Linked DNA regions of Homo sapiens: region 1 is linked to region 2. The links are chromatin loops, found by intact Hi-C in ENCODE. Cell type or tissue: heart left ventricle. All regions are shown on one strand. Links, peaks and the distances in the headings refer to the core of each region. The heading gives the core; the rest is flanking DNA. Region 1 overlaps TACC3 (transforming acidic coiled-coil containing protein 3). Region 2 overlaps UVSSA (UV stimulated scaffold protein A).

Region 1 (9,396 bases), core at 466-8,465, 370 kb after region 2:
CCAGAACCTGTACCGCGCCCTGTCATGGGACCCGGCCCTAGACCGACCGCCGGGCTGGGCCCCCTGGATGGTGGCCAGGGGCGGCTAGAGCTGGGCCAAGACCGACGGCGGAGCGGGCGCCCCGAGGTGCTTTGCTCTCCTCGACCCTCTCCTGTCTCTCGGTCGCCCACCTTGGCTCTTTGTTGGCTCCCAGCACGCGGACCCTCCTGTTGTTCTTTGGTCCCTTCCGGCCTCCGTCCTGGGGCCAACTCCATCTAGGCCGCCTGCGGCGGACACCTGGGCCCCTACCGCTTCCCCGCACCTGCTGCGCCGCTCCACCTTCCCCCCGCACCGCATCCCTCTTGTGCACCAGAGTAGCACCAAAGCACCAGCCTGGGGCCGGTCCCTTCTCTGCCCAGAGCCCCTCCCGGGCCTCCATAGTCAGTAAAGGCCCCTCCTGACTAAGGCTGGGTCTGCTGCTCTCCCGAGCTCCTCCAGGCCGCCAGAAGGCTTCCTCCGAGTCACTTTCTCCCTGAGTTCGAGGCTTGCGGGTCCCCCAGCGATCCAGCACCCCTTCCCCTGCCCTGTACCCAGTTATTCAGGGCGAAAACCTAAGCGTCGTCCGTAAGTCCCATATGTGCCAGTGGCCAGGCCCGGGTCTGGTCTGGCATCTACTCCTTGGGCTCCAGAAGCCTGTGGTTTCCCTGCTTCCCTTCTGCTCTTAACCTCCCCACCCACACACAGCACCACAGTGGGCTTCTCAAGCTGCAGCACCGACCTGCCGGGGCTGCCCCCTCTCTCTTCTCCAGGACCCTCCCCAACTTTGCTCTTCTTCAAATCAAAGCCTCCCCAGGTCCCCCTCCACCACCAGGTGCCTGTGGGGTTCCTGCCCTGGTCGACACTCGGTTCTCTCTGGCAGCCTTTTTCCCTACGTCATTCCCTAGACTGGGAACGCTGTAGACAGAAAGGGTGGCAAGTGTGTGGGTGACCGGCGTGAGGACCTGGGCAGCCCTGGAACCTGGGACTGACTGGAGGCTCTGATGTGGAAGTTCCTTGGCACCTGTTGCTCAGCTCTGGGCTTCCCTTGTTTGCGCATCGTCTCCCAGCTCCTCCTCTGGGCCTTCACCCTCTCAGCCTGGTCTTGTCCCGCTGCCTAGCCCGGTGGGAGAGAGCAGACCAGAGCCGCTGTCCTGCTTTTCTGCCCTCTACTGCCCGGTCCTGCCTCACGTCACACGCAGAGGCCTGTGGGGAGACCAGGGCTTCCTCTGGCTCATCCGGGTTTCTTATTGGCCCGGGCTTTTCCGTCTCTTGACTTCTGCTTGATATAGTAATACAGCAGTAGAGATTATGCAGGCTTGGGTTTTCTTTCTCACCATCTCAGCCTGAAGGCCCTTTAGCTCTTGGTCCCAGGAAGCAGCAGTGCTGCCCATGGCTCCCCCTGCCAGGCTGGAGAGTGAGTCTCTGAAGCAAGATGGGGACTCAGTCTGAGGCTTTCTCTGCCAAGAGACACGTGTGGGAGGTGTGAGTTCCAGAGCAATGAGCACACCTGTGTGGGAAGTGGTCGTGCCCCTTGCAGCAGCTGTCACGTCTGTGTCTGGACAATGTGGTAGTGTTGCCCTCACACTGACACAAACATGTTCTGCTTTTCCAGAATGAGTCTGCAGGTCTTAAACGACAAAAATGTCAGCAATGAAAAAAATACAGAAAATTGCGACTTCCTGTTTTCGCCACCAGAAGTTACCGGAAGATCGTCTGTTCTTCGTGTGTCACAGAAAGAAAATGTGCCACCCAAGAACCTGGCCAAAGCTATGAAGGTAAGTGTGACCTGTACAGTGTGTGGCTGGCCAGGTTGCCCTAGGGCCTGCTTTCTTGGTGACCTCTGAGCTGCAGGACACTGCTGGTGTGGCTGTAACAGCTTGAACTAATGAATAGGTGCTCTCCTCCTCACTCCGCAACAGGTGACTTTTCAGACACCTCTGCGGGATCCACAGACGCACAGGATTCTAAGTCCTAGCATGGCCAGCAAACTTGAGGCTCCTTTCACTCAGGATGACACCCTTGGACTGGAAAACTCACACCCGGTCTGGACACAGAAAGAGAAGTAAGTGTTGGTGCTGCTGGACATGCTGGAGCTTCACCCTCTCTGTCCGATGGTTCTTGCAGGAAAGTGCTGTCTTGTTCTATCAGGCCTTGGCTGGATTTTTTGTTTGTTTGTTTGAGATGGAGTCTCGCTCTGTTGCCCACGCTGGAGTGCAGTGGCGCGATGTCCGCTCACTGCAAGCTCCGCCCCCCAGGTTCATGCCATTCTCCTGCCTCAGCCTTCCAAGTAGCTGGGACTACAGGCGCCTGCCACCACGCCCGGCTAATTTTTTTGTATTTTTAGTAAAGAAGGGGTTTCACCGTGTTAGCCAGGATGGTCTTGATCTCCTCCTGACCTCATGATGCGCCCGCCTTGGCCTCACAAAGTGCTGGGATTACAGGTGTGAGCCACCACGCCCGGCCGGCCTTGGCTGGATTTCTCCTGAAATCTGCACTGAGTGTATGCAGCATATGGCCAGTTCACTAACAGAAAAGTCGATCATCAGATACTTGGATAACTTCATACTTCACTTTTTTTTTTTTTTTTTTTTTTTTTTCTGGAGACAGAGTCTGGCTCTGTCACCCAGGCTGGAGTGCAGTGGCTCGATTTCGGCTCACTGCAAACTCCACCTCCCAGGTTCATGCCATTCTCCTGCCTCAGCCTCCCGAGTAGCTGGGGCTACAGGCGCCCGCCGCCACCACTCCCGGCTAATTTTTTAGCCGACCTGATTCTTAACTGCAAGTGGATGGCGAGGCGGTGTCTGTCTTTGCCTAGAAAGGGAGGATCCTGGTGGCAGCTCTTTACTCTGCGGCTGAACTAATCTGTCTGGGCACCCAGGAACACCTCATCTGCATCCAGGGTGGGAAGGGACCCCAGAGGCATGATTTTCTGTTGGTTTTTTGCTGATGTAACTGTTGTTGCTGTTGTTTTGAGACAGAGTTTCGCTCTGTCACCCAGGCTGGAGTGCCGTGGTGCCATCACAGCTCACTGCAGCCTCAACCTCCTGGGCTCAAGCAGTCCTCCACCTTGGCCTCCTTAGTAGCTGGGACTACAACTGTGAGCCACCATGCCCGGCCAATTTTTTTTTTTTTTTTTTTTTTACACGGAGTTTCATTCTTGTTGCTCAGGCTGGAGTGCAATGGTGCGATCTTAACTCACCACAACCTCCGCCTCCCAGGTTCAAACGATTCTCCTGCCTCAGCCTCCGAGTAGCTGGGATTACAGGCATGCGCCACCACACCTGGCTAATTTTGTGTATTTTTAGTAAATATGGGGTTTATCCGTGTTGGTCAGGCTGGTCTTGAACTCCCGACCTCAGGTGATCTGCCGGCCTCGGCCTCCCAAAGTGCTGGGATTACAGGCATGAGCCACCACGCCCGGCTGGCCCAAAACTTTTAAGCAGATTTTAGATGTGCAGAGAAAAGCATAAGGAACAGAATACCACTGATGCTTCTCACCCCCTGAGATAAAATGTCACCAGTAAGTGCAGGCAGCATTTCCTACATCCTTCTCTGGGCCCTGGGTCCGTCTCCCCTCTACCCCTCCAGCCTGAATTTGCAGTTCTTCCCATGTCTGCTTGCTACTTTTCAACTTTGTTTTTTGCCCCTTTTGAAATTTGGTCAAACGAAGCGAGAATGAATCAAACATTGGTTTACAACGACCCCAAGAAGGAAGGGAGACCCAGCAGCAGAGAAGTCGCCTCCCAGCTGCCATGGGTGTGATCCGTCCCAGAGCCACAGATCCCCTGCCTCTCCCCTATGCCTCCAGGATCACCCAGCAGCCTCCATAGGGCAGAGGGTGTAGAGGAGCTGGGAGGGGCTTGAGAGGTTGGCCCTGAGGGGCTCCAGCCAGAGTGACTCTGAGCTTGTGGCTTGGACTCGTGGCTGTCATCTCCTTTCTGGAACTCTGCTGAGGCCCAGGTGGTGGTCACTGTGGTGCTCCCACGTCAGTGGGATGAGACCAAGAGCAGCCGCTGCGTGCAGCTGCCCACGTGTCATTCAGAGGACAGCCGAGTGGCCGCCTGGGAAGGCAGTGCCGCCCCAAGGTGGCAGCTGGGCAGCAGAGGAGTTGTGAGCAGTCTGACAGGTCCCTCACCCTCAGTTTCTCAGTTTTGACATCTTCAAACTTAGAGTTGGAAGAGAAGGGCAGGTGACATGGGCCCCTTATCTGAGGCACTGGCACATGACCCTGCGTCTTCTCAGGGACCTGAAGGCTGGGGAACAGGTGAAACAGTGTTTGTGCCCTCTGTGTTGTAGTCCAGCCCCAACCATCCCAACAGCCGCCTCTTCTGTCAGGGGCCCTGCGCCATGCAGTCCCACATTGTGAGCAGCGAGTGCCCCAGAGACAGGTGGGTCCCTGGGAAGGTGTTCTCTGCACCTGTGCCACTCCACTGTAGCAGGCGCCATCCCAGGGAGGCGTCGCAGAGGCCACTCAGGTCCTTCTGTGCCTGCAGGTGGCATCCTGCACCTCAGCCCTGCCCTTCAGTGAAGGCTTTGACTGTCCCTGGCCACAGCACTGCCAGTCCCCGACTTGAAGGGGAAAGCAGATTCATGCAGAAAACCTTTGTTTACCACGCCCCCTGCTGGCCATCCTGGGGCCTGCAAGTCCCCAGGACTGATCTGTTGGGCATGTCCTCGGGTGAGGTTTAAGCCACAGGACAATGTTGACTGAGCTTTCTTGTTTTGCTTGTAGCTGATGTTTTCACGCAGATTAAAGTGTTATCGGAATGCTGTCAGGTCCCTTAATGTTAGAATTCAGGGTCATTAAGTGGTGCACACCCTTCAGTGATTAGGAGAAACACAGGCGGAAATAATGATTATATGACTTACAGGCCCACAGCAGGCTGGAGGCCACACAGAGGACTGGGGCCAGGCCCTGGAGCATAGGCAGGGGACAGCTGAGAGGGTGGCAGCCAGCCTTGTCTATCGGGGAGTAGGGTGGGGTCACTGTATGCTGGTGGGCAGGTGCTCGAATGGATTTTTTACAGGAAATGGTGGATGCCGGGTGCGGTGGCTCCTGCCTGTAATCCTAGCACTGGGAGGCCGAGGCGGGTGGATCACCTAAGGTCAGGAGTTTGAGACCAGGCTGACCAACATGATGAAAACCTGTCTCTACTAAAAATACAAAACAAAATTAGCCAGACATGGTGGCGGGCACCTGTAATCCCAGCTACTTGGGAGGCTGAGGCAGGAGAATCGCTTGAACCCCAGAGGTGGAGGTTGCAGTGAGCCGAGATCATGCCATTACACTCCAGCCTTGGCAACAGAGCAAAAATCCGTCTCAAAAAAAAAAAACATAAAAATAAAGGAAGTGGTGGGAAATTGAGGAGCCCAGTCTACCAGGTGGGAGAGATGCCTCCAGGCTTCTTTCTCTGGCATCAGCTTGAGGCATTTGGGTGTGCTGTCCCACATCTGACCCCCCAGGCAGCAGCCTGTGCTGTGTGCATGCTGTGGGCCTGGGGGCAGACCTCGTGCATGATGACGAGTGCTGTTTGGGTGGCAGAGGCTGCTGGAGGAGTCTGGGTCCAGCACCTGGCAAAGCGCGTGATGAGCACAATTAAACAGGCAAGCAGCCCAGAGGCACCCCTGTAACTTGGAACCCCAAGAAGCATGAGGGCGGGGTCAGCGAGGAAGTCACGTGGTTGTGTCCAGCCGTTCCACCGGGAGCTGGTCCCTGGGAGGACAGGAAGGAACTACATTGAGGAACTGAGGTGGGGGGTGGAGAACGGGAAGCCGTGCCAAGGGTGACTCAGCCCTGCTTCTGGTGTGAGAATGTTAAACCTATGTTGAGAATGAATGCTGAGGCCCCTAACCTCACCAGGTACTCGCTGCTTCACGTTGATTAAGTCTCTTTTAAAAGCCAACAGCTCATCAAGGAAGTGGATGCCAAAACTACTCATGGAATTCTACAGAAACCAGTGGAGGCTGACACCGACCTCCTGGGGGATGCAAGCCCAGCCTTTGGGAGTGGCAGCTCCAGCGAGTCTGGCCCAGGTGCCCTGGCTGACCTGGACTGCTCAAGCTCTTCCCAGAGCCCAGGAAGTTCTGAGAACCAAATGGTGTCTCCAGGAAAAGTGTCTGGCAGCCCTGAGCAAGCCGTGGAGGAAAACCTTAGTTCCTATTCCTTAGACAGAAGAGTGACACCCGCCTCTGAGACCCTAGAAGACCCTTGCAGGACAGAGTCCCAGCACAAAGCGGAGACTCCGCACGGAGCCGAGGAAGAATGCAAAGCGGAGACTCCGCACGGAGCCGAGGAGGAATGCCGGCACGGTGGGGTCTGTGCTCCCGCAGCAGTGGCCACTTCGCCTCCTGGTGCAATCCCTAAGGAAGCCTGCGGAGGAGCACCCCTGCAGGGTCTGCCTGGCGAAGCCCTGGGCTGCCCTGCGGGTGTGGGCACCCCCGTGCCAGCAGATGGCACTCAGACCCTTACCTGTGCACACACCTCTGCTCCTGAGAGCACAGCCCCAACCAACCACCTGGTGGCTGGCAGGGCCATGACCCTGAGTCCTCAGGAAGAAGTGGCTGCAGGCCAAATGGCCAGCTCCTCGAGGAGCGGACCTGTAAAACTAGAATTTGATGTATCTGATGGCGCCACCAGCAAAAGGGCACCCCCACCAAGGAGACTGGGAGAGAGGTCCGGCCTCAAGCCTCCCTTGAGGAAAGCAGCAGTGAGGCAGCAAAAGGCCCCGCAGGAGGTGGAGGAGGACGACGGTAGGAGCGGAGCAGGAGAGGACCCCCCCATGCCAGCTTCTCGGGGCTCTTACCACCTCGACTGGGACAAAATGGATGACCCAAACTTCATCCCGTTCGGAGGTGACACCAAGTCTGGTTGCAGTGAGGCCCAGCCCCCAGAAAGCCCTGAGACCAGGCTGGGCCAGCCAGCGGCTGAACAGTTGCATGCTGGGCCTGCCACGGAGGAGCCAGGTCCCTGTCTGAGCCAGTAAGTGTGAGGATGGGATGGGGAGCGTGGCGTGGGGCAGCTGCCCTGCAGTGTATGTGGTCCAGGACCCGAGGCCAGAAGTGTCATCAGATACTCCTTTGAGGCCGGGTAGGTTCTGCCTGAGGAGGGGCCTCTGGATAAAAACAGGGCTCAGGTGGCTCCCAGCTGAGGGTGCTTGGCCTTGCCTTGGCTGCCATGCATCTCTTTAGTGCTCCTGGCCTAAGGAGGGATCCAATAAGGGCGGGCTCAGGCCAGAAGCCAAATGCAACCAACCCTGGGCAGGACCCTGTCCCCCAGTCATGTTCCTCCTCAGGTGAACTTGACTTGGGTGTGTAACTCCAAAAGCCAGGCAAAGCCTGTTACTGCCTGGGTGGCGTCCGCTGCTTGCTGGGGTCTTGGCCGTGGGTCTGCTGCCTCCTGGCTGAATGGTCTTAGGCTACATCTCCTAGAGTTGCTCAGTGGGAGATTGTCCTGCCTGTAGGGTCCAGCCCTACTGGGTCTGTGGGTTTTTTCTCCTCGTGTGCATAGACAAGAGATTGTACAAATAAAGACACAAGAAAAAGACAGAAGAAAAGACAGCTGGGCCCGGGGGACCACTACCACCAAGGCACGGAGATCGGTAATGGCCCCGAATGTCTGGCTGCGCTGTTACTTATTGGATACAAGGCAAGGGGACAGGTTAAGGAGTGTGAGCCATCTCCAATGATAGGTCAGGTCACGCAAGTCACGTGTCCACTGGGCCCTTCCCTGTTTGGCAGCCAAGGCGGAGAGAGAGGACAGCTGACGCCATTATTTTTTCTATGTATTTCAAAGACTTTAGCACTTTGACTAATTCTGCTACTGCTATCTAGAAGACAGAGCCAGGTGTACAGAGCGGATCATGAAAGTGGACCAGGAGCGTGACTGCTGAAGCACAGCATCACAGGGACACAGGCCTCTGGATGGCTGCGGGCGGGCCTGACTGATTCCACAAGAGATGGTGGAGCAGAGTCTTCTCTAACTCCCCCAGGGAAAGGGAGACTCCCTTTCCCAGTCTAATTAACGGGTGCCTTCCCAGGCACTGGTGCTACCGCTAGACCAAGCTAGGTAACGGGTGCCTTCCCAAGTGCTGGTGTTACCGCTAGACCAGGGAGCCCTCCAGTGGCCCTGTCCGGGCGTGACAGAGGGCTCACACACCTCTTCCGGTCACTTTCTCACCGTGTGCCTTCACCTCCTATCTCTATATGGCCTGGTTTTTCCTAGGGTTATTTGTTTGTTTGTTTGTTTTTTGAGACAGAGTCTCGCTCTGTCACCCAGGCTGGAGCGCAGTGGCGTGATCTCGCCTCACTGCGAGTTCTGCCTCCCGGGTTCACACCATTCTCCTGCCTCAGCCTCCCGAGTAGCTGGGACTGCAGGCACCCGCCACCATGCCCGGCTAATTTTTTTGTATTTTTTAGTAGAGACGGGGTTTCACCGTGTTAGCCAGGATGGTCTAGATATGACCTCGTGATCCGACCGCCTCGGCCTCCCAAAGTGCTGGGATTACATGCGTGAGCCACCGCACCCGGCGTTTCCTAGGTTATTATTGTAGAACAAAGATTATTATAATATTAGAATAAAGAGTAAAGCTACAAACTAATGATTAACGATATTCATATATAATCATATCTATAATCTATTTCTAGTATAACTATTCTTATTCTGTATATTTATGATACTGGAACAGCTTGTGCCCTTGGTGTCTTGCCTTGGCCCCTGGGTGGCTTGCTGCCCACACCTGCCCCAGCCTCCACATTTGAAGCCTTTTGTCAGTTTCACAGTAAAAGGGATGTACTCATCCTTGTGATTCCCTTTGGCTGCATCGTGCTGACTTTAGAGCTCCCAGCCTGCTTCTCCCAGAGCTGGCAGGCAAGGCGCGTGTTTTCCTGCTGGGTGAGGTTGGTGAGGCAGTTTTGTGGCCAGGTCGCTTGGGACAGCCCCATGCCTGGCACGCTCTAGCTGAATGTTCACGTGGCCGGCACAGCAGTGCAGGGAAAGGCGATGGCAGCTCAGTGCTGGAGCAGGGGACGCCGGGGTTATGGGGTGGGGGGCATGGGCCTCTGCTGACTCTGTCTCCCCAGGCAGCTGCATTCAGCCTCAGCGGAGGACACGCCTGTGGTGCAGTTGGCAGCCGAGACCCCAACAGCAGAGAGCAAGGTAAGGGGTGCTTGTGTGGGTACCTGTGCTCCTGGCCTGGTCGTGTAGAAGAGTAGCAGGCAGTGGAAGCCCCCAGCAGCCTTGGGTGACGGGGTGGGATGTCCCGCTCCCTCTCCCCCAAGTCTACTTCAACAAGGTTGTGGGGAGGCAAAGCCACACCCCAAGTACCTTGACTGCACTGCACAGGGTGACTCTGCCCTTTCCTCCAGGAGAGAGCCTTGAAC
Region 2 (8,000 bases), core at 1-8,000:
TCGTGCTTGCTACCCAGAGGTACACAGAGATTGCCTTGCAGGCCCAGCTGCTGAGCTGGGTGCTCTAGTAAGCGGTTAAAAAGTGCAGCACACGACTGGGCGCGGTGACTCATGCCTGTCATCCCGGCACTTTGGGAGGCCAGGGCAGGCGGATCGCCTGAGTCCAGGAGTTTAAAGCCAGCCTGGGCAACATAGCAGGACCCTGTTTCTACAGAAAAGTTAGTTGAGCATGGCATCACGTGTCTGTAGTCCCAGCTAATCAGGAGGCTGAGGCGGCTGCACTACCTGAGCCTGGAAGGTCGAGGCTGGGGTGAGCTGTGATTGCACCACTGCATTCCACCTGGTGCTGAAAAGTGACACCCTGCGGGGAGTGGGCCTCTGAGTGTGGTTTTGAGTGGGCTGGTGCTTTTGCTCCACATAGCGCAGCAAACAGGTGTCTTGATCTTCCGGCAGAAATGTCTGGAGAAATTGAATCCTGCTTGACGGAGGTAGAGAGCTGCTTTAGGCTGCTGGTGCCTTTTGACTTTGACCCGAACCCGGAGACGGAATCCCTTGGCATGGCTTCTGGCATGTCCGATGCCCTTCGCTCCTCCTGCGCGGGCCAGGTGGGCCCCTGCCGGTCTGGCACCCCTGACCCCCGGGACGGGGAGCAGCCCTGCTGCAGTAGAGACCTGCCTGCCTCTGCAGGCCACCCCAGAGCGGGCGGCGGGGCACAGCCATCCCAGACAGCCACAGGTGACCCCTCAGATGAGGACGAGGACAGCGACCTCGAGGAGTTTGTGCGGAGCCACGGGCTGGGCTCGCACAAGTACACGCTGGATGTGGAGCTCTGCTCAGGTAACTGCCTTCGCGGGGTCTCTGTGGCGCCACCCTGCCCCGGCTCCCGGGTAGGCTCCTCCCTCACTGGCACCCGGCCCAGGAGCCTGGGGATGCAGGGGCCTCCCCTGGGGAGCTAGGTCAGGGGTCACCACCAGGTTTTTCCTTTCTGTGTGGCCTCTGCACTGGGCTCCCCCCACCCATGCCAGGCCTCTGTGGCCACAGGGACACTTCTAAGAGCTCATGGCAGCCCCCACCTCAGTGAGGCTGTGGGCAGAGTAAGGACCCACAGGATTGGGGTGAGGTGGGGTCGTGAGGCTGTTGCGGTCCTCAAAGGATGAGGGAGCACAGGCCTGACCTCCAAGTGACTGGATCCCTGGGCAGGCTGTGTGGGCATCCCGTCAGCTCACAGGCCTGTCAGGGTCCCGTGTCGCCATGAGGGGTCAGGTAGCACCGGCCCTTGCTGGGAGGAAAATGTGTTCCAGAAATGGCCACGGGCAGCCTTGGCACTGCAGCCTGGGTGGGTGAGGATTGCAGAGACATAGCCGCCCCCGCCCCCCAGCCCCAGCTTCCTCCCAAGCCCCCTGCTGCCCCCCTGGGGTGTGAGTGGAGGCTGGGGCCCTTTGCGTATGTGTGTGGCTTCAAATCGCTCTCTTTGAGGAACCTTCTTCTTTGGAAGCAGGCACAGCAGGTGTCCCTTCACCAGGGCCAGGAGGCAGCCGGGCTGGGAAGCTGCTGGGAGAACTGATCCTCGGGTCTCAGCTGCCCAGAGGTGCCTCAGCAGTGAGGCTGCAGGCCTGTGCGGGGTGGACACCGCTGCTGCAAGCCTGGGCTGTCCTCGCCTGTATAGAGCTCTGCCCTGCGCCGGACACTGAGGGTGCCACAGCGGGGGAAGCCACGGCAGGGCAGAACTGGAGTTGGGGTGTCCAGCGGAGGAGAGGCCGGGGGGGTGGGGGCTGGTGAGGCTGGGCTGGAGGGGCGCCATCCTGTGGCGTGGGCTGTGGAGGGGAAGGTTCTGTGCCCGGCGTGTGGGGGCGGTGAGTAGAAGAGGCTGTGGGTGGTCTCGCCCTCCAGATGGGATGGCTGCAGCCAAGGAGACTGAGACACAGGCAGTGGAGCTGCGTGTGAGGGGAGGCTTTGGTGTTAAGCCACAGTGTTCTTTTCTAAGATAATAAAACACTTCCTTCTCACAGCATCAGGTTTGGGATTCCCGGGGGCAGGCATGGGCGTCTGGCAGGTTCCCCTCAGGCTAGAGCAGCCTTCCTTGCATGGTCTGCCTCTCCGGGGCCTGTGGGAGACGCCAGTCGGCGCCCTCTTGTGACCTCTGTGTGCTTCTCCCCAGAGGGCCTGAAGGTGCAGGAGAACGAGGACAACCTTGCTCTCATCCACGCCGCCCGCGACACACTCAAGCTCATCCGGAACAAGTTCCTGCCGGCTGTGTGCTCGTGGATCCAGGTGAGCCTCGAACCTGGGACCTGTGGGTGGAGGGACGTGTGCAGAGTGCCATGCATGGGGGGGGTCCCTTTCTTGGGGGGACTGTGGCCCGGTGACTGAATGGCCCTTAACCCGCGAGGGCTCTGTCCCTCACCCGCAGCTTTGTCCTCTGCATCCCAGGTGTGCCAGGGACCCCCCGGGCCAGTGGACCTGGCATGTGCCTCCCAGCAGGACAGCTTCCCAGGTCCTGCCCGGCCGGCCCCTGAGCTGTTCGCACCCCCGTTTCGCAGCGCTTCACCCGCGTCGGGACCCACGGTGGATGTTTAAAGCGTGCCATTGACCTGAAGGCTGAATTGGAGCTCGTACTGAGAAAATACAAGGAGCTGGACATCGAGCCTGAGGGAGGGGAAAGGCGCAGGGTGAGTGGGCAGGCGGCGAGCGGGAAGGGGTCCCAGAGGCCTCAGTGGGGGAGGAGAAGCTGTGGGGGGGTTGTGCCCTGGGCCTGTGGGCCCGGCGGACCCCAGCCACACCCCAAGCCCACTCAGCCTCAGCAGGACCTGCCTCCCCAGCGAGGGCTTCCTGTGAGCCCAGGGTCATCACCATGGCAGAGGGGACAGTGCAGCTGTCGGGTGTTGCCCGGCTGCCGTGTATGGTAGCTGAGCAGAAGTGCTGAGTGCTGTGCGCGCCTCCAGGAAGCCACCAGTCAGGCTGTCCCCCCCGTGACTCCTTCTAGGGAGTCATCAGCAGTGCGGCACCTGTCCTGGCAGGCACTGTATCCACCAGAGGAGAGACCCTCGGCAAACCCTCAGACGGCCAGGAGGGTCAGCGCGGGCACTGGTGCCCACTTGGGGTGAAGACTTGGGTTACTGTCTGCTGGGCCTTGCGAGGGGCTTGGGAGGGTCATGGGGGCACTGCACTTCCCTGAGCAGGGAGCACGGGGTTAGAAGGGGCAGGGCTGCCGCGAGGGGCTGGAGGCTGGAGGGAGGTTTGGGGTGCCTCTGGTGGGTGAAGCTGGGAGCAGAGACCGTCGCATTGGGTGTGTCGGAGCCGTTCGAGGGTGGGGGTGCCCAGCACACTGCTGTGCCAGGGACCTTGAACTGGCTGAGCATGGAATGGAAATCTGGGCCTCGGTGCCTGGAGGGGCCTGAGAGCTGGGGTCCTCTGCAGACGTCCTCGGCAGCACCCAGCACAGTCGGGCCTTAGGACTGGAGGTACACAGCGGCCACCCTGAGCTCCCACAGCAGTGCTGTCTCTCAGGCACCTCTCCCTTCAGGAACCCAAGCCCTGAACCCCAACACCCCTGAGCTCGGACCCCAAATCCAGCCCTGGCCTAGGAGATGGTGGCCTTTTGGCTCTCCCCACTTTAAGGAAAGCTTTGGGGTGGAAGTGACACTGTGCTCCTTGCTGAGGAAGAGGTTGGGTTCCACAGCAGCAGACGTGCGGGGCCTTGGAAGTTGGGGGGTGGGGAAGCTCCTCTCGATTAAATGCTGAGCCTGTCGTTTTCCCCAGGTCAGTGGCCCCGCGTCCCCAACGTGGTGGTGTGCAGCCCCCCCAGGGGCCAGCAGAGGGCGAGCTTGCTTTTCTCCTTTAAGTCCGAAACTGACTCCCGGAGAATTTATAGACATGTGGGAGCCCACTGGCCTCGCCGCTGGTGTGTGGCCGCGTTTGTGGGTGCTGGTCAACACCTTGCTCCACAAGGAAATACTTCTGTGAGTTGTGACGAAAATATACTTTTTGCAATGCGAAAGGATGCTGGTCTAGGCTTGGGAGGAAGATGGTGAGTGCCGTCAGCATGTCAAGATCAGGGTGAGCCCACTGCCCATGCCCAGCACACTTGGGCCCACAGGATGGCAGCCGCAGGACCGGGCCCCTATGCCAGCCCCTGTCACTGTTGCCTAGTGGGCTGCGTGGGGGCTGCCGGCTGGGGTCACGGGCACTTCCCTGTGGCTCACATTGAGGCCCTTTCAAGGTCACTGCCCGGTCTCCACGGCATGGGCAAGGCTTGCTGGAGCCTCACGCTGAGACCCTGCACCAGGCACTGCACCGGTGCACCTGCTGCCCTGGACTCACCTGGCACGGCTTCTGCAGTCTGCAGACAGTTTTGTCTGAAGGTGGCCGGTGGGCCTTTGCCTGGCAGTGGCAACCCCTGGGTCAGCTGGCTTATTGGTGAGGGTCCACAGAGCAGAGCGGGGCTGATGGGTGGCATGGTCTGGTCTCATCAGGCCTGGGCCCCTCCAGCTGGTTATTGGTGAGGGTCCATAGAGCAGAGCGGGGCTGATGGGTGGCATGGTCTGGTCTCATCAGGCCTGGGCCCCTCCAGCTGGTTATTGGTGAGGGTCCATAGAGCAGAGCGGGGCTGATGGGTGGCATGGTCTGGTCTCATCAGGCCTGGGCCCCTCCAGCTGGTTATTGGTGAGGGTCCACAGAGCAGAGGGGGGCTGATGGGTGGCATGGTCTGGTCTCATCAGGCCTGGGCCCCTCCAGCTGGCACAGTCCTTTAGTACCAGCAGCAGTGCTGGGGCTGGGGCAGCCAGGTGGCTCTTCTTGGCCTGAGATTCTGGCAGTGGAACCTTCTGGAATGCCTGGTGCTACCCCTGCCTGCATCTCACAGCTCTACAGCATCTGGGATGCCCTCCAAGTGGGGTTGGCTGGTGGAAGTGAATCTGGGCAGCCTCCGGGACTGCTGGCAGCTCGGCCTGCTTGGGTGAGGATGAGGAGCTGCCGTTCCCCGAGTCAGGACTCTAATTCAGCGCGGCCACGGTACCAGCGAGGCCTGCAGGCTCCCAGCCATGGCTGACTTGCACCCACATCTCCACCTCACCCTGGTGGATGCAGACTCCCCCTGTGTGCCAGGGACCCTGCGTGCTCTTCATGAGTGTTCAGCTCAGCCTGGCTCCTGCCGTGTGTGGGCTCAGGAGTGCTGGCCTCCCAGACCTCTGCAGGCTGCAGGCTCCTGCTGGCCGTGCCCTTCTGGAGGCAGCACTAGCCCCTCCTGCCTCAGGGATGCTATATTCAGGGCCTGGTCTGTGGGGGCCAGGGCCCATAACACGGGTGTGGGCCAGGCCATGCAGGAGGGTACTGGGCAGGGCACGGCCGCCTGAAGGACCCCAGCAGCTGCTGCTCCCACCCACCAGGTCCCGGGGACCCCGCCGACACTGTTAGCTGTCTCTGAGCTTCTGAGTGACTCTCACATGAGCATCTCACGCCCCACGTGGTGGAGCCGCCAGCACTGTCCCTCCGTGGCGCGTGACCCCAGCCCTTGGCACACAGGCAGCCACCCTGACCCAGCGCCCAGGGCCTGCTGCCATCCCACTGTCCTTCCTCACTCCTGCTGGCCGGGGCCCACTCCTGACCCATCTGTGTGCATCCTCTTGAGATCTGAGTGGTGGCACTGGGCGGGGGGTGTCTGCGGCCAGGACTGACAGTGCTTGGAGGGCCCCTCGTCCCCTTCGACCACATGGTCTGGCCAGCAGATGTGCCCCAGCTGTGCTTCAGAGCTGGTGAGTGTGCAAGGGCAGCAGGGCCTGTGAGGCTGGATTGAGGATGTCACAGCTCCGGTGGGAAGGGAGGCGCCACGCTGCCCATTTGTCAGTTGAATGGACACTTTCTAGACTCTTCTCCGCAAACTGGTTTCTTTTTAAAGCACCGTTCTGAAGTCCTTGGAGATTTTGCTCCCGGCAGCTGGAGTGCAAGGAGCTGCCTGGAGATGAAGTGATTGGCGGGCTCGCCTAGCTCAGGTGAGCGATGCTTCCCAGAATAGATGCCGTGGCACCACTGCAGTATCTGCCCATCTCCCTCCTGGCTCCGCGCGGCCGCTGCGTCCGAGTGGCGTGTGTGCGGCAGGTGGGGCTGGCTGACAAACGTGGACGTTAATTAGAGCCATTTTAATTAGAAATTATGGACGAGGTGCTCCTCGTTAATTTTCAAATAAAATTTACAGAGGGTTTAAATCACTTCCCTCCGTGTCTCCCCATTTAGCACGGGGATTGGCGTCGTTAACTCCGTGTGTAGAACAGGGCACGCTAATTCAGTCATGCCTGATTTAAATATGTTTAGAACTTCCAACTAACATGTAGGAGATGGGAACATGGAACGCTGCTAGCTGCAGGCAGGAGGCAGGAGCCTAGCCCCGGAAGGCCCAGCCCGTCCTCGTGCTGTCTCCGGCCGGTGCTCGTGCTGAGGCTCTCCTCGGGCAGCCACCCGGGAGCAGACACCGTGTCTTTCCTTTTTAACATTTCCCACTTGGTTTCTACGTAATACTGTTTTCCTTTTGACGCAGATGTTCTGTCTTCAGAAAATACTTAGGCGGGTTTGAATATGTGTGCTGTGCATTTGGAGTGCCTCTGAGTGGCTTCCGTCTGGGGACAGATGTTCCGTCTTCAGAAAATACTCAACGCTGGTTTGAATATGTGTGCTGTGCGTTTGGAGTGCCTCTGTGTGGCTTCCGTCTGGGAGCAGGCCGAGGGTGAATCTCCTGGATCAATGTGCAGCGTCATTTGGTAGATTGCGTGTCCAGCCTTGCCGCGCTGTAGGGTGGGTGTGATCATCCGTGGCTGCGTCATTCGCTGAGCTGATAAAAATCCTCTGGAAACTTTCACGTTGCCTGCTGCCAAATTACATAGCTCAAATCACCAATTACTTTGTATTGTGTAATTAACAAAATATTAATTTCCTATCAGCCAGTGAGTCAGAAACGCATCTTAAGCATCGTTCTCTTTAGTACCGTCAGCGTGGCTCTGTCTTTCCTTCTGCTAGTTACCGGGTTACTTGTTTCCGTGGCTGAAAGATACGGGTTTGTTTTTGTTCTCGCCGATGTTGAGTCTGATGTGGCAGCCACATGGGTTTGGCCGTGGATGCATCCTCCATTGCCCACAGAACCAGAGTCGTCCCCCCGACTCTGTGGTTTTCTTTCTCTGTCGGCCGCCTGCCTGCCTCCTCCACCGGCCTCACCACCAAAGCTCTGATCTTTGGAGTTAGATGCCAGAAGCATTCTGCCCTCTGATGTTCAGTGGGCTCCAGGATGCAGCTGACAGCCTCCCGGGGACCCTGTCAGCCCCTGGGATCGAGGCCCCACCTCCTTTTCCTGCTGTGCGTGAGGGAAAGTTTTCTGTGATGCTCTGGAGCCATGGGAGTGTCTGACTTCCAGGAGGTGAAAGGGACAGAAACTGAAAACCCAGGAATGAAACGTGGACCCACCAGGCACAGGCAGGGGAGGAGGGACCTAAATCAGCGCTGCTGGGAAACCTTGTACCGCCCTAGGGCTGGGAAACAACCTTCCTGGGTGATGGGGCCCCTCCATCACGCCGAAGGCCAAGCCGCTGTGTGCGCCACCGCATCCCAAGGGCTGCCCACGGGGGGCGGGGTGCAGATACACAGGTTCTCTGGAGTCAGCACAGGGAACACGGGGAGAACATCTTAGGCCCAGCCAGGGCCTTGTGCCAGCCCTCCCTCCCACACCGGTGGCACAGACCCGTCTTTTGGGCTTTCACCGTCCCTCAGTACCTGTCTGCAAAACACAGGGCGCTTGCCAGACAAGCCCAGCGCTCCTTGAAACACCGCCCCATGCTGTTACCCCTTTCGTTTGGAAAGCAGCCCCGTGGGGTCGATCGGTTTTCCACCCCATTTTACAGACAGGGAAGCTGAGCCCGGGAGAAGCTGTGTAGGCCCCGGCCTCCTTGTCCAGGCCTGGCCTCCTGATGAATGTAAGTGCGCCTGACAAACCCGTGCTATGGCCGCGCCCAGAGGCTGGC

The links. Peaks named below come from ENCODE experiments on the same cell type or tissue, not always from the same donor. Only the 100,000 strongest peaks of a DNase experiment are listed, where the experiment ranks them.
Region 1: it touches region 2 in a loop (9-fold over the local background); 58 of 110 quality-filtered maps call a loop at or near these places.

Annotation. Positions count from the first base shown.
Region 1 is chr4:1,721,791-1,731,186 of GRCh38, forward strand. TACC3 (transforming acidic coiled-coil containing protein 3) reads left to right here. Exons shown (of 16, transcript NM_006342.3): 2 at 1,631-1,793; 3 at 1,938-2,080; 4 at 5,918-6,997; 5 at 9,097-9,172; 6 at 9,382-9,396. The coding sequence starts at 1,632. Among named protein-coding and RNA genes, the nearest start is that of TACC3, 5.0 kb to the left of the region's middle. RefSeq lists enhancers at 1-561, 8,963-9,396. In heart left ventricle, for the core only: CTCF peaks have their summits at 4,651 (motif pointing left), 4,857, 8,148 (motif pointing left) and 8,351; DNase peaks (open chromatin) are centred at 1,171, 4,611, 5,741, 8,131 and 1 weaker place; H3K4me3 peaks cover 2,359 bases; H3K27ac peaks cover 1,567 bases.
Region 2 is chr4:1,352,577-1,360,576 of GRCh38, forward strand. It overlaps UVSSA (UV stimulated scaffold protein A), which reads left to right. Exons shown (of 14, transcript NM_020894.4): 5 at 454-837; 6 at 2,159-2,271; 7 at 2,541-2,669. Among named protein-coding and RNA genes, the nearest start is that of UVSSA, 9.4 kb to the left of the region's middle. RefSeq lists enhancers at 7,457-7,978, 7,979-8,000. In heart left ventricle, for the core only: a CTCF peak has its summit at 3,817 (motif pointing right); DNase peaks (open chromatin) are centred at 775, 1,285, 1,864 and 3,810.